Linked DNA regions of Homo sapiens: region 2 is linked to region 1. A link is a contact called in ENCODE Hi-C data. All regions are on one chromosome and are shown on one strand. Each heading gives the region's core, a stretch centred on a gene start or an enhancer-like site at or near the end of the contact. The rest is flanking DNA. Distances are from core to core; before and after follow the strand shown.

Region 1 (5,664 bases), core at 2,159-4,658:
CTCAGAGGGTCCTTCTTTGCCTCTTCCAGTTCCTGGCGTTCCCCCGCTGGTGGCAGCACCACGCCCATCCCTGCCTCAGCCTTCACGTGGCCTTCTCTTCTCCACTGTGTGTCTCTTACAGAAACACCTGTGATTGGATTTAAGGCCCACCTGGATAACACAGGATGATCTCATCTTGAGATCCTTAATTTAATTTCATCCACAGATTCCTTTTCCAAATAAAGTCGCATTCACACGTTCCAGGGGTTAGGATGCGAACATGGCTTTTTTGGGGGCAAGAATTCAACCCACGATATCACCTCCTTAAGGAAAATCCCAAGTCATTACTCTGTGCTTCAAGGCCCTTCAGGATCTGGCCTTATCCATGACCTCCAACCTCCCGCTGTCTACCCCACCACCCCTGACCTCCAGCCCTGTCCCCCCACTGTCCCCCCAGCACACCATGTTCCTGCTTCAGGGCCTTGGCAGATGCTGGCCTTTCCCCCAGGGTCCACACGCTTCCTCCATCAGCATCGTCAGGTTTAGTCAATTGTTTGGTATGGCCAGGCCCTCCCTGGCCACATTGTCTAAACTTGCAACCTTCCCGGAACACTCCCTCTTCCTCACCTGCCTTCTCTCTTCCTTACCACTCATCACCATCACACGTGCCGGCCTTCTCCTCATTTATGTTGTTCATTGTCTCCCCTCCCCTAGGCCACAGGCTTGTTTTGTCAGTTTTGTTCACTGCTGTGTCCCAGCGGCTAGAACAACGCTTGACACTAGTTGACCTTGGCTGAATGAATGAGTGAATGAATGAGCAAGAGTTTGCTCAGGCTGAACTCTGAGCTGCCGGAAGCCTTTGTAGACACCCCCAGAACATGCTGGCCCCACCTCTGAGCTCCTGGTGTACCTCGGTTCTCATGAGGCCCCCGCACTTCAGCCTCTGGTGATCCTCTTTTTCGAGCCAGACATGTTGGCTCAGCCAACACTCCCTGAGCCCACATCATGAGTCACCAGAGGCCCTTGACCCTTCCTCCCACAACCTTCCCCCACTGCGCCCGCTCTCACCCTGGTCACAGTTAGCCGAGTGTGTGCAGGGAACTGTGTATGAAGGTCAGGCCTGCCCTGCTGCCCCTGCTGGTCCCTGGAGCCGCCACGGGGATGGAAGAGTGGGTCCTTTTGATGCACTCAAGCCTGGGATATGGTCCTCCAGGGCCGGCATTGAAGGAATGTACAAGGGCTGCCCCAGGGCCTGCAACACTAACTGTGAAGAGTCCCCTAAAACTTCCCTGATGAAAACCACCACAGCCTCCATTTCAGAAGAGGGACGTGGGCTTCTTGCCATGTCTCTGCTGCTGATGGGCTCTGTGACTGGCACAATTTCCTTCCTGTTGCTGGTCCCCAGTTTTGTCATCTTTAAATCTGGGCATCGACCCATCGGGGATGGCTACAATAGCTTGCATCTTACACATTCCAACTCAGATGGCTCTGGCTGTGCCACTGGGTTGAGAAGGATTCTGAGGTTCAATCCAGGCTTAACAGGAAGAAGTGCAGTGATCCATTAGTGACATCTGCCATGGGTGTGGGGAGAGTGGGGGCCCAGGTGTGCTAAGGCTGGGTTAGATGCTTTGTGAGTGGGCTTTGGGCAACACGTCCACGTGAGTCTATGGATGCCTGATGATAGAGAAAAGATCCTGGAGGAGGTGAATGGGTCTGAAATGAGTGGCTGATGGCATCACAAATCCTTTTTGAGCTTACTTTGGTGCATTGAGGCAGCTGGCATGGCCTGCCTGCTGGGAAGGCATCAATGACCCAATGGAGAGATGGCTCCTTCCCTATGCTGGGGTTGAAGTTGCAGGGCAGTTAGGCTAGGGCCCTGCTCTGTGTTTTGTCTCTCAGGTGGCCATAGTGCTTGGTAGAAGAGGCTGTCCTCTGGCTCAGGATTTGCAGCAACAAGGCCAGCCTCTAGCTGGGCCTAGCCAAGTGCCCTCTGAGACTCGCTGGAAGTGAGGTCCCCTATCTCAATCCATTCAGGCTGCTACAACAAAATACCGTGGATGGGGTGGCTTAGAAATGGCAGACATGTATTTCTCACAGTTCTGGAGGCTGAAAGTTCCAGATCAAGGTGTCAGCAGCTTCGGTGTCTGGGAGGGCTGGCTCTCTGATTCCTGGAGGGGGCTGTCTTGCTGCATCTTCATGGATGGAAGGGGCAAGGGGGTTTTCCTCAGGTCTCTTTTATAAGGGCATTAATCCCAAACAGGAGGGCTCTGTCCTATGCCCTAATCTCTTCCAAAGGCCCCACCTCCCATACCCTCACCTTGCTGGAGAGAATTTCAACATACACGTTGTCGGGAGTAAAAAAACACTCAGATCATAGCATCTCGGGATAGACAGAGCCCGGCATGCCACTTCCCTGAATGAGGGAGACATTCTTGTAGCCTGCACAGCTGGAGCAGGGAGTGAGAGCCTCGGCAGCCTTGGGAGAAGGTGCCCTAATGTGACATGGCCTCAGTTTCCCAGCTGTGGGCAGAGATCACAGCAGCTGTCTCCTTTTCAGTCTGGACAGATGGCTGTGACCCACAGAAACGCCATGGCCCGGGAACAGAGCTGTGTCTACCCTGGGACACAGCTGTAACTACCCTGGGACAGAGCTGTGTCTACCCACGGGAAGGGGGATCCTTTTCTAATTTGTACAAAGGTGCCCTGGGGGTCCAGGTCATGCATAGAAAATTCCTCACCAGGCACTCACCAGGAGCAGAACCCTATCATCCTCCTCCTCCTCACAGTGACTCCTGCTCTAACAGAGGCACAGAGGCGCAGAAAGAGGGAGTTCCCCTGAGGCAGCAGGAGGGCTTCCTGGAGGAGGGAGGGTTTCGGCTGGGCCTTGCTGATCCTGTAGCAACCAGTGATTCTGGCCACAGCCCGTGCCTGCCTGCCTGACTCTCTGCGAAGGGACTGCAGCCTGCTCTGTGCTGCGGCCCTTCCTCGACATGGCTGGTTTCTTCCCTAGGTCTATCTTTGGTTCCTGCTGACTCTTCCGTGACATAAATGCAAATGAGACCACAGACAACTAGCCTCAAAGCCAAGGAAGCCGCTGGCTGGAGTTGTCTCCACAGTCCCCTGCTGGGCAGGGAAGTGGGCAGAGGTGATGGTCACGTCCATCCATCACGGCCCATCAGGGGAGCAGGCCTCTTGGGGCCCCTGACACCTCCAAGTGGCCAAAAAAAAGGTCATACCAGGAGACAGAGCCTTAGACTAACCAACAAGAGCTTCCCGCATGGCTGATGACAGTTTCCCACGTTCTTTCTTAATCACTGGGACCTTAGTTCAAAGGTGATCCTGTGTGGAGTCCTGAAATGTAAAGCAGAGTGGTCCAGAGCTTACCTCTTGCCCTGAGGTCTTTTCATCAAACCTAGGGCTCCTTAGGGCACAGTAGCTTGAAAACCGCTGACCCACAGGATGTGACTCAAATTTCTAAAGCTCTCACAACTCTCCCCTCCTTCCCCGTGACACTGCTCTAATCCCACCTCTGGGTGTACCAGATACCTCTCGCTCCTGCCTTGGCCCTTTAGTATTTTGATACTAGCTGCTTTGTCAAAACTCCTTCAAGACCCCAGCTAGGATACTGCCTCCTCCAGGAAGCTTATTCTACTATCTGAATATTTGTGTTCCTCCAAGATTCTATTCATCTGCTCAAACCTAAACCCCCAAGGCGCTGGTATTAGAAGGTGAGGCCTTAGAGCAGGGATTAGGTCATGAGGGTAAAGCTCTCATGAATAGGATTAGTGACCTTATAAAAGAGGCTCCAGGGAGCTGCCTTGCCACTTTCACATGTGAGGACATGGTGAGAAGACAGCAATCTGTGAACCAGACAGCAGGCCCTCACCAGGCACCAAATCAACTGATGCCTTGACCTTGGACTTCTCAGCCTCCAGAACTGTGAGCTATACATTGCTGTTGTTTATAATCACCCAGTCTATGGCAGTTTTTATAGCAGCTTGAAAGGACTAAGAGAATTACTTTTATCTCTTCCCCCCACCCACATACATGTGAGCAGAGTGGTCCCTTCTTCCCCTTTCTGTGCTGTACTCTGTCCTTCTACCCATCACAGCCTTCCTCCTGCTGTGTCTGAAGCACCCATTTCTCCGTTTGTCCTACACACAAATCTCAGCTCCTTCAGGGCCTGGTGTTTTTCCCCCTCTGCATTTCCTGGGCTGGACCCTCATAGGTACCCCATCAGAATCTTTCACTGCAGACCCGTGGCAGCCAGCAGGTGCCATGGCTCCCTGGACTCTGTGGGTAGGATTTGGGCAACTTGAATGTGTTTAGGATCCAGCCATGGTTCCCATTAAGGCCACATAAAAGGCCTGAGCTGGAGTCATCTCTAATCCCTCCTTAAAAGGGAGGCCCAGGGGAGACACAGGCCGCCACTCCAGGGCCCCAGGGTCCCCTCTGTGTTTATGACATGGCCTCAGAACATGCAGTTTACAGGCCAGAAGCAGCATGAGGCCCTTGGCCACAGTCCTGGCCATCCCCTTATTGACCTTCTCTCTGAGCCCAGCAGGAAGCAGGCCTCTGTTCTAGGACTTTGGAGCAAAAGGTCACTTCCTGGGCCAGAGTAACCACGGCAACACCATTCCCCTGGCAGCCTTGGACTAGCAAAGTGTCCTCATAGCTCTGATTTTGTCTAAATTTATCATTTCAGGCTAAGGAAGGCCTTGTACTGGTTTTAGAGCCCTGGACGGAGCTCCAGGTGACATGGGCCTTCCTGGTTCTACCACCGACCTGCTGGGGGTTTCAGCAAGCCTTCACCTTCCACGTTGGCGTTCTCAGCTCTAAGAAAAGGAAGTTGATTTCCATGAGAGGTGATCAAACTGTGCTGTAGAAACCTCAGCGATTCCACAGAACATTAGAGTACCTCTGCCAAGCAGAATTCTCCACATGGAGAAACCTCCCCTCTTACTGATTTTATATGCCATGCATGTCAACGCTCTGGGGAAGATTTTTTGCTTGAGAAAAAAAAAAAATTCTTGCTGATTAAAGAAAAACAACCCTGGAAAGTGCTGAATATGGTATCTATGCATTTATTATGGAAATCTAGATAGTTTGCACTGAGATCATAGATGGTTCTCATAGAATGGGACTAGGAGGATTCAAGGAAAGAAGACCTGCTTCCTGTTTCCCAGCCCGTAAACCCTTGCTGTTGTTTTCAAGATTTTTATGATCCTTTCTGGGCTGTGATGAGAGGGCCTGGCAGGGGAGCCGGCTGCCTCCTTATCGAAGACTCCCTGCCTCAGTGCCTAGAGCCAGGCTCAGCCCTGGTGAGGAGGGACAATCCTGGCTGGGTAGGTCAGGCAGCTAAAAGTTGGGGGTCAGGTCCCCTACTTCAGCGGTCCCTAACCTTTTTGGCATCAGGGAAGACAAAAATCGGAAGACAATTTTTCCACAAACTGGAGATGGAGGGATGGTTTCGGGATGACTCAAGCACATTACATTTTTGGTGCACTTTATTTCTATTATTATTACGTTGTAATATATAATGAAATAATGATCTAACTCACCATAATGTAGAATCAGTGGGAGCCCTGAGCTTGTTTGCCTGCAACTAGATGGTCCCACCTTCAGGGGATGAGAGACAGTGATAGATCGTCAGGCATTAGATTCTCATAAGGAGCACACAACCAA
Region 2 (5,825 bases), core at 2,219-4,718, 150 kb after region 1:
AGCTATAATCCATTTTGAGTTGGTTTTTGTGGTAAGTATAAGGTCTGTGTCTAGATTCATTTTCTTGCACATGGACGTTCAGTTGTTCCAGCATCATTTGTTATAAAGGCTGTTTTTGCTATACTCACTGCACTGTGCAATATATCCCAAAGGAAAAAACGTTATTACTTCTGTCTATTTGAGGCTTTGTACCCTCTAACATTCCTCTCCTCATTCTCCCACTGCCCACCACCCCAGACTCTAGTAACCACCATTCTACTCCCCACTTTATAAGTTCTGTTGTTTCAGATTCCACATATAAGTGAGGACATGCAGTATTTGTCTTCCTGTGTCTGGTTTATTTCACTTACCATAATATTCTCCAGGCCCATCTACATTGTTGCAAATGACAAAACTTCTTTTTTAAGACTGAGCAGTATTCCATTGAGTGCATACACATTTTCTTTATCCATTCATCTGCTGATGGACACTTAGGTTGATTCTGTTAACTTTGCTATTGTGAAGGGTGTTTCAATGGACATGGAGTACATACATCTCTGATATATTAATTTTATTTTATGGCACGATCCTGGCTCATTGCAGCATCCTATAAATTTTGATAAGTTGTGTTTTCATTTTCATTTAGTTCAAAATTATTTCTCAATTTATCTTGGAATTTCTTTTCTAATCCATGTTTAATCTCCATGTATTTTGGGACTTTCCAGTTATCTTTCCTTTATTGGTTTCTAGTAAAATTCCACTGTGGTCTGAGAGCAGGCATTATATAATTTCTATTCTAAATTTGTTAAGGTGTGCTTTATGGACCATAATGTGGTCTATCTTGGTGAATGTTCCACGTGATCTTGAGAAGAATGTGTATTCTGCTCTTGTTGGATGAAGTAGTCTATAGACGTCAATTATATCAAGTTGATTGATGGTGTTGTTGAATTCAACTAGGTCTTTACCCATTTACTGCCTGCTGGATCTGTCCATTTCTGATAAAGGGGTGTTGAAATCTCCAACTATGATAGTGGATGCATATATTTATGCTTGTAGTTCTATCAGTTTTTGCCTCACATAGTTTGATGCTTTGCTGCTAGGCACATGCATGTAAAGGACTGTTATGTCTTCTTGGAGGACTGACCTCTTTATCATTACGTAATTACCTTTTTTATTCTGGATAACTTTCTTTGCTTTGAAAAGTCGGCCTTGTCTGAAATATAGCTACTCCTGTTTTCTTTTGATTAGTGTTAGCTTGGTATATTTTTCTCCATCCATTTACTTTTCATTTACATGTGTCTTTATATTTAAAGTGGGGTTCTTGTAAACAACATACAGTTGAGTCTTGTTTTTTGATCCACTCTAACAATCTTTTAATTAGTGCTTTTCTTTTTCTTTTCTTTTTCCTTTTTTTTTTTTTTTTTTGAGACAGGGTCTCACTCTGTCACAGCAGCCTTGACCTCCCAGGCTCAAGGAGATCCTCCCACTTCAGCCTTCTGAGTAGCTGGGGCTACAGGCACACACCACCACGCCTGGCTAATTTTTCAAATTTTTTGTAGAGATGGTCTGTCTCCCTATGTTGTGCAGGCTGGTCTCAAACTCCTGGGCCCAAGTGATCTTCCTGCCTCAGCCTGCCAAAGTGCTGGGATTACAGGTGTGAGCCACCACACCAGGCCTATTTGGTGCACTTAGACCACTGATGTTCAAAGTGATTACTGGTAGTTAAATTAATATAGACCACATTTGTCATTATTTTCTATTTTCATCTTCCACATATTTTCTGCCTTTTGTGGTTTTAATTGAGCATTTTATGTGATTCCATTTTCTCTCCTTTCTTAGCATGTCAGTTATACTTAAAAAAAAAAAATTCTTCTAGTGGTTGCCCTAGATTTTGCAATATCCATTTACAACTAGTCCAAGTCCACTTTTTTTTTTTTTTTTATTATACTTTAAGTTTTAGGGTACATGTGCACATTGTGCAGGTTAGTTACATATGTATACATGTGCCATGCTGGTGCGCTGCACCCCCAAGTCCACTTTTAAATAACACTATACCACTTTATAAGTAGTGTATCATACAAAAACAAAATAATCCTAAGTCTTCCCTCCTGCTCCTTGTGTTGTTGTCATTCATTTCACTTATATGTAAGCATACATATAACATATAAACATACAAAATCGAAAGCACTGTTGCTATTATTATTTTGAACAAACTTATCAGTTAGATCAATTAAGAATAAGAAAAATGAACATTTTAGTCTTTGTTTATTCCCTCTCTGATGCTCTTCTTTTCTTTATGGAGATCTGAGTTTCAAACCCCTATTATTTTCTTTCTGAGTTTCCTGGATCTGAAGTTTGATGTCTGACATTAATTTAAGAAATGTCTCTGTCATTATTGTTTGAAATATTTCTTGTTTCTTTCTCTCGTTCTTTTCCATCTAGTATTCCCCTTATGCATATGTTTCACCTTTTGTAGTTGTCCTGCAGTCCTTATTCTTTTTTTTTCTTTTCCCAGTCTTTTTCTTTGCTTTCCAATTTTGGAGGTTTATGTTGAGACATTCTCAGGCTCAGAGACTCTTTCTTCAGCCATGTTCAATCTACTGATAAGCCCATCAAAGCCATTTTTATTTTACGGTGTTTTTACTCTCTAGCATTTCTCTTTGCTTTTTCCTTAGGATTTCCATCTCTCTTCTTACATTGTCTACCTATTCTTGAATGATGCCTTCTTTATCTGTTATAGCCATTAGTATATTAATCATAGTGGATTTAAATTCCTCATCTGATAATTCCAGAATCCCTATCTGTCTGGGTCTGAAGCTTGCTCTATTCTCCTCAGATTTTTTTTTTTTTTTTTTTGCCTTTTGGTATGCCTGGTAATTTTTTCTTGGTAGCTGGACATGATGTACCAGGTAAAAGGAACTTTTATAAATCAGCTTTTAGCAATGTAGCAGTTAGGTGGGGGAAAGGGGAGGGGAGACATTCTATCATCCTATGATTAAGTCTCAGTCTTTTAGTAAGCATATGCCTCTGGTGTACAAACTTCTAAGTGTTTCCTCAGTATTCTTCTCCCCTCTTTGGTAGGACAGGATGGCTAGAGTTGTCTGGAGTTTAGTATTTCCCTTCTCTGATGCAGAAGGTTAGAGCTGACAAGAGTTAGGTATTTCCCTTCCCTTGGGTCAGGCTCTAATAATACCCCAGCAGGTTAGGATTTAGCTAACTAATTTCTCCTGGGGGCAGACCTTGTTAAGAAGAGCACAGTGCTCTGGCATATTTCAAAATGGTTCATTTCACCTTCCCCCTGCCAGAAGCACATAGGGATTTTTCTGCAATATTTACTTGGAGAATCTAATTGAGCTCATGTAGGTAAGTCTAACAAAATTGTGGTGTTTCCCCATGAGTGGGTCCTCCTGGAGTTTAAAACTTTCAGAGTTGTTCATACTGAACCTCCTATAATTCATCAATTACAGCTCAGGTTTTTCTACCATGGCACTGCTTCCTGTGGGGGTTTCTGTTTGTGACTGCATGCTCTAGTAACTTGTGGCTCTCGGTATTTGCCAGTCTGTCTCTCTAGTCTTTTGGGGACAGTGGTTTTCCCTGTGTCCTCCCCTATCCTGGGTCCGATAAGAATTGATTTCTCAGTTTGCTTAGCTTTTTACTTGTTAGGGTTGGAGTGGCAACTTCTAAGCTCCCTACATGTGGAACTGGAAACCAGAAGTCCTAATAATATTTCTGTATATGTCTTTTGGTGCATGTATGCATGTACTTCTGTTGGCTGTATCACTTCAAAGTAGAAACACTGGGTCATATAGTAGGCATATATTCATCTTTAGTAGATAATTACAAAGAGTTTTCCAAAGTAGTTCTACTAATGCTCTTGCAACAGTGTACAAGGCACACAAAGATTTCTATTTCTCCATATCCTTATCAACACTTGTTACATTTTGTTTTTCTAATAGACATCTTAACAGGTGTTAGGTGATATATCATTGTGGTTTTGATTTGCATTTCTCTGATAATTAGTGATGTTGAGCACCTTTTCATATACCTGTTGGTCATTTGCATTTTTTTTGAAGAAATGTCTATTCAAGTCCTTTGCCCATTTTTAAATTTCTAAGACAGTAGAATAGATTTCAAGTGTTCTTATCACAACAAAAGATAAGCATGTAAGGTACTGCATAAGTTACTTAGCTTGATTTAGTCATTCCACAATATATGCTTATTTCCAAACATCATATTGTACCAATCTATATACTTTCTATTTGTCAAATAAAAATATATATTAAAAAATAAGATATAATTGAGGCTAATAACTAATCAAGTAAATGACTGAGCATATGTATGTTAATTAGCTGTAATACATGATTTATAATAAATGATCATAACAATTTAAGCAATAAATAATAATTGAATCAAATATGTATGATGGTAGTAAGTCACAAGTCCTATGACGGGGCAGATAAAATAATAAAAGAGGACTAGAAATTGCTAGGGGTGGTGGGATAGTTTTAAATAGGGTGTTCAGGAAAGGCTTTGATGAAAGGTGACATTTGTGCAAAGGCAGTTAGGGGGTGAGCTAAGAGATGCTTGGAAAAATAAATTTTGTGGGGAGAGGGAAGAGCATGTGCAGAGGCCATAGAAAGCTAAAGTGGTGTGTTTGAGTAAGAGCCAGGTGAACAGTATTGCTGGAGCAGAGTACTTGAAGAAGAGAGCAGTTCAAGTGTTTACTAAAATGTCCTCAATGATTTAAAGAATATAAATGATTAATTCAGTTAATACCAAACTAGAAGAATGTACCACACAGATTCCAGACTGGTTATGTAACCCATAGTACATAAGGAACTTCAGATTGATCAAATCAGCTGGCAGAAACAGGAAACAATCCATTACTTTTATAAACGATCCTTTACTGTGACCCATGTTAAGCAAAACTGCATGTAAGGGAAACTCTAAAAATATATAAGCAACCACAGGGTTATATTTGATTGATCTATATCAATAACAAATTGAGAATTAAAATGCAGTCTGAAATAATGGGAATGGACCAAAACAATAAGGAAGTTCTAATATGTACATTGAATGCGTCACTGCCTTGTAAAAATATAAGAAGACCAAAGACCTTATCACAACTAATACTTAGTTGATGAGACTGGTTTTCCTCTCTTGCCTTTGGAGAACAACAATTATTACCTGCTGGGTGACACTTTTCCTAGATATTGTAATGATAATTTCAATGAAATTTGCAGTCCAAATTTGATAAATCACAGTAATAAAAATTTTTCATTCTTCATATTGGTAAAAAAAAAAATCACCTAAGTCAAGGAAGTATGCCTAATTTGATAACACAGCTGTGTGGTGAAGGTTTCCAAATCTGTGTACACGACCAAACATTTTCTTATGTTACTATCTCATTAAAAAAAGAACTCCCATGTTAGCCAATTCATTCTATCCTAAGAAAACATTTTCGCATATTTCACATTCTCTTCTGTTATCTACCAGAATGAACTTTTGATAATGAAGCACAACCGTGTTTTCTTGAACAGTACAGGAAGGTAAATATGCACACTGGGAATTTTTATACTGGATACATTTGCAGGGGTTAGAGGAAAGTATTTTGATGCTTATTTTTCTTGAATTTATTATTATTGTTGTAATCATTTTTTAGAAAAGGAGCTAAGAAACAATTTGAGGTATGGCCACAAGGTAAGAAGTATGGTGCTTAGGTGTGGATTGTGCACAACCTGTTTCATTAAATAGGCTTTAAAAAAACAGTAAATCTTCAAAATCCTTGAAAGACTTCACCTGTTTATATAGCTTATTACAGATGCATCCATTTTTCTGGGAGAGCA

The links. Hi-C counts contacts between places; a loop is a spot of excess contacts on that map. Pooled maps may share reads with other maps.
Region 2: a loop to region 1 is called in a pooled map, with 6 times the contacts of the local background. The contact joins two enhancer-like sites. A Hi-C loop is called at or near these places in 2 of 37 single-sample maps with no recorded cell type and 4 of 50 pooled maps.

The regions. Positions count from the first base shown.
Region 1 is chr2:20,592,668-20,598,331 of GRCh38, forward strand. It overlaps a transcript of HS1BP3 not described here. Among named protein-coding and RNA genes, the nearest start is that of HS1BP3-IT1, 3.0 kb to the left of the region's middle. Within about 2 kb of position 3,409, at least 29 of the 41 ENCODE cell types and tissues checked have a DNase peak (open chromatin) inside an H3K27ac peak, as active enhancers do.
Region 2 is chr2:20,741,408-20,747,232 of GRCh38, forward strand. All of the region lies in intron 4 of LDAH (lipid droplet associated hydrolase), which reads right to left. Among named protein-coding and RNA genes, the nearest start is that of GDF7, 77 kb to the left of the region's middle. Within about 2 kb of position 3,469, at least 2 of the 41 ENCODE cell types and tissues checked have a DNase peak (open chromatin) inside an H3K27ac peak, as active enhancers do.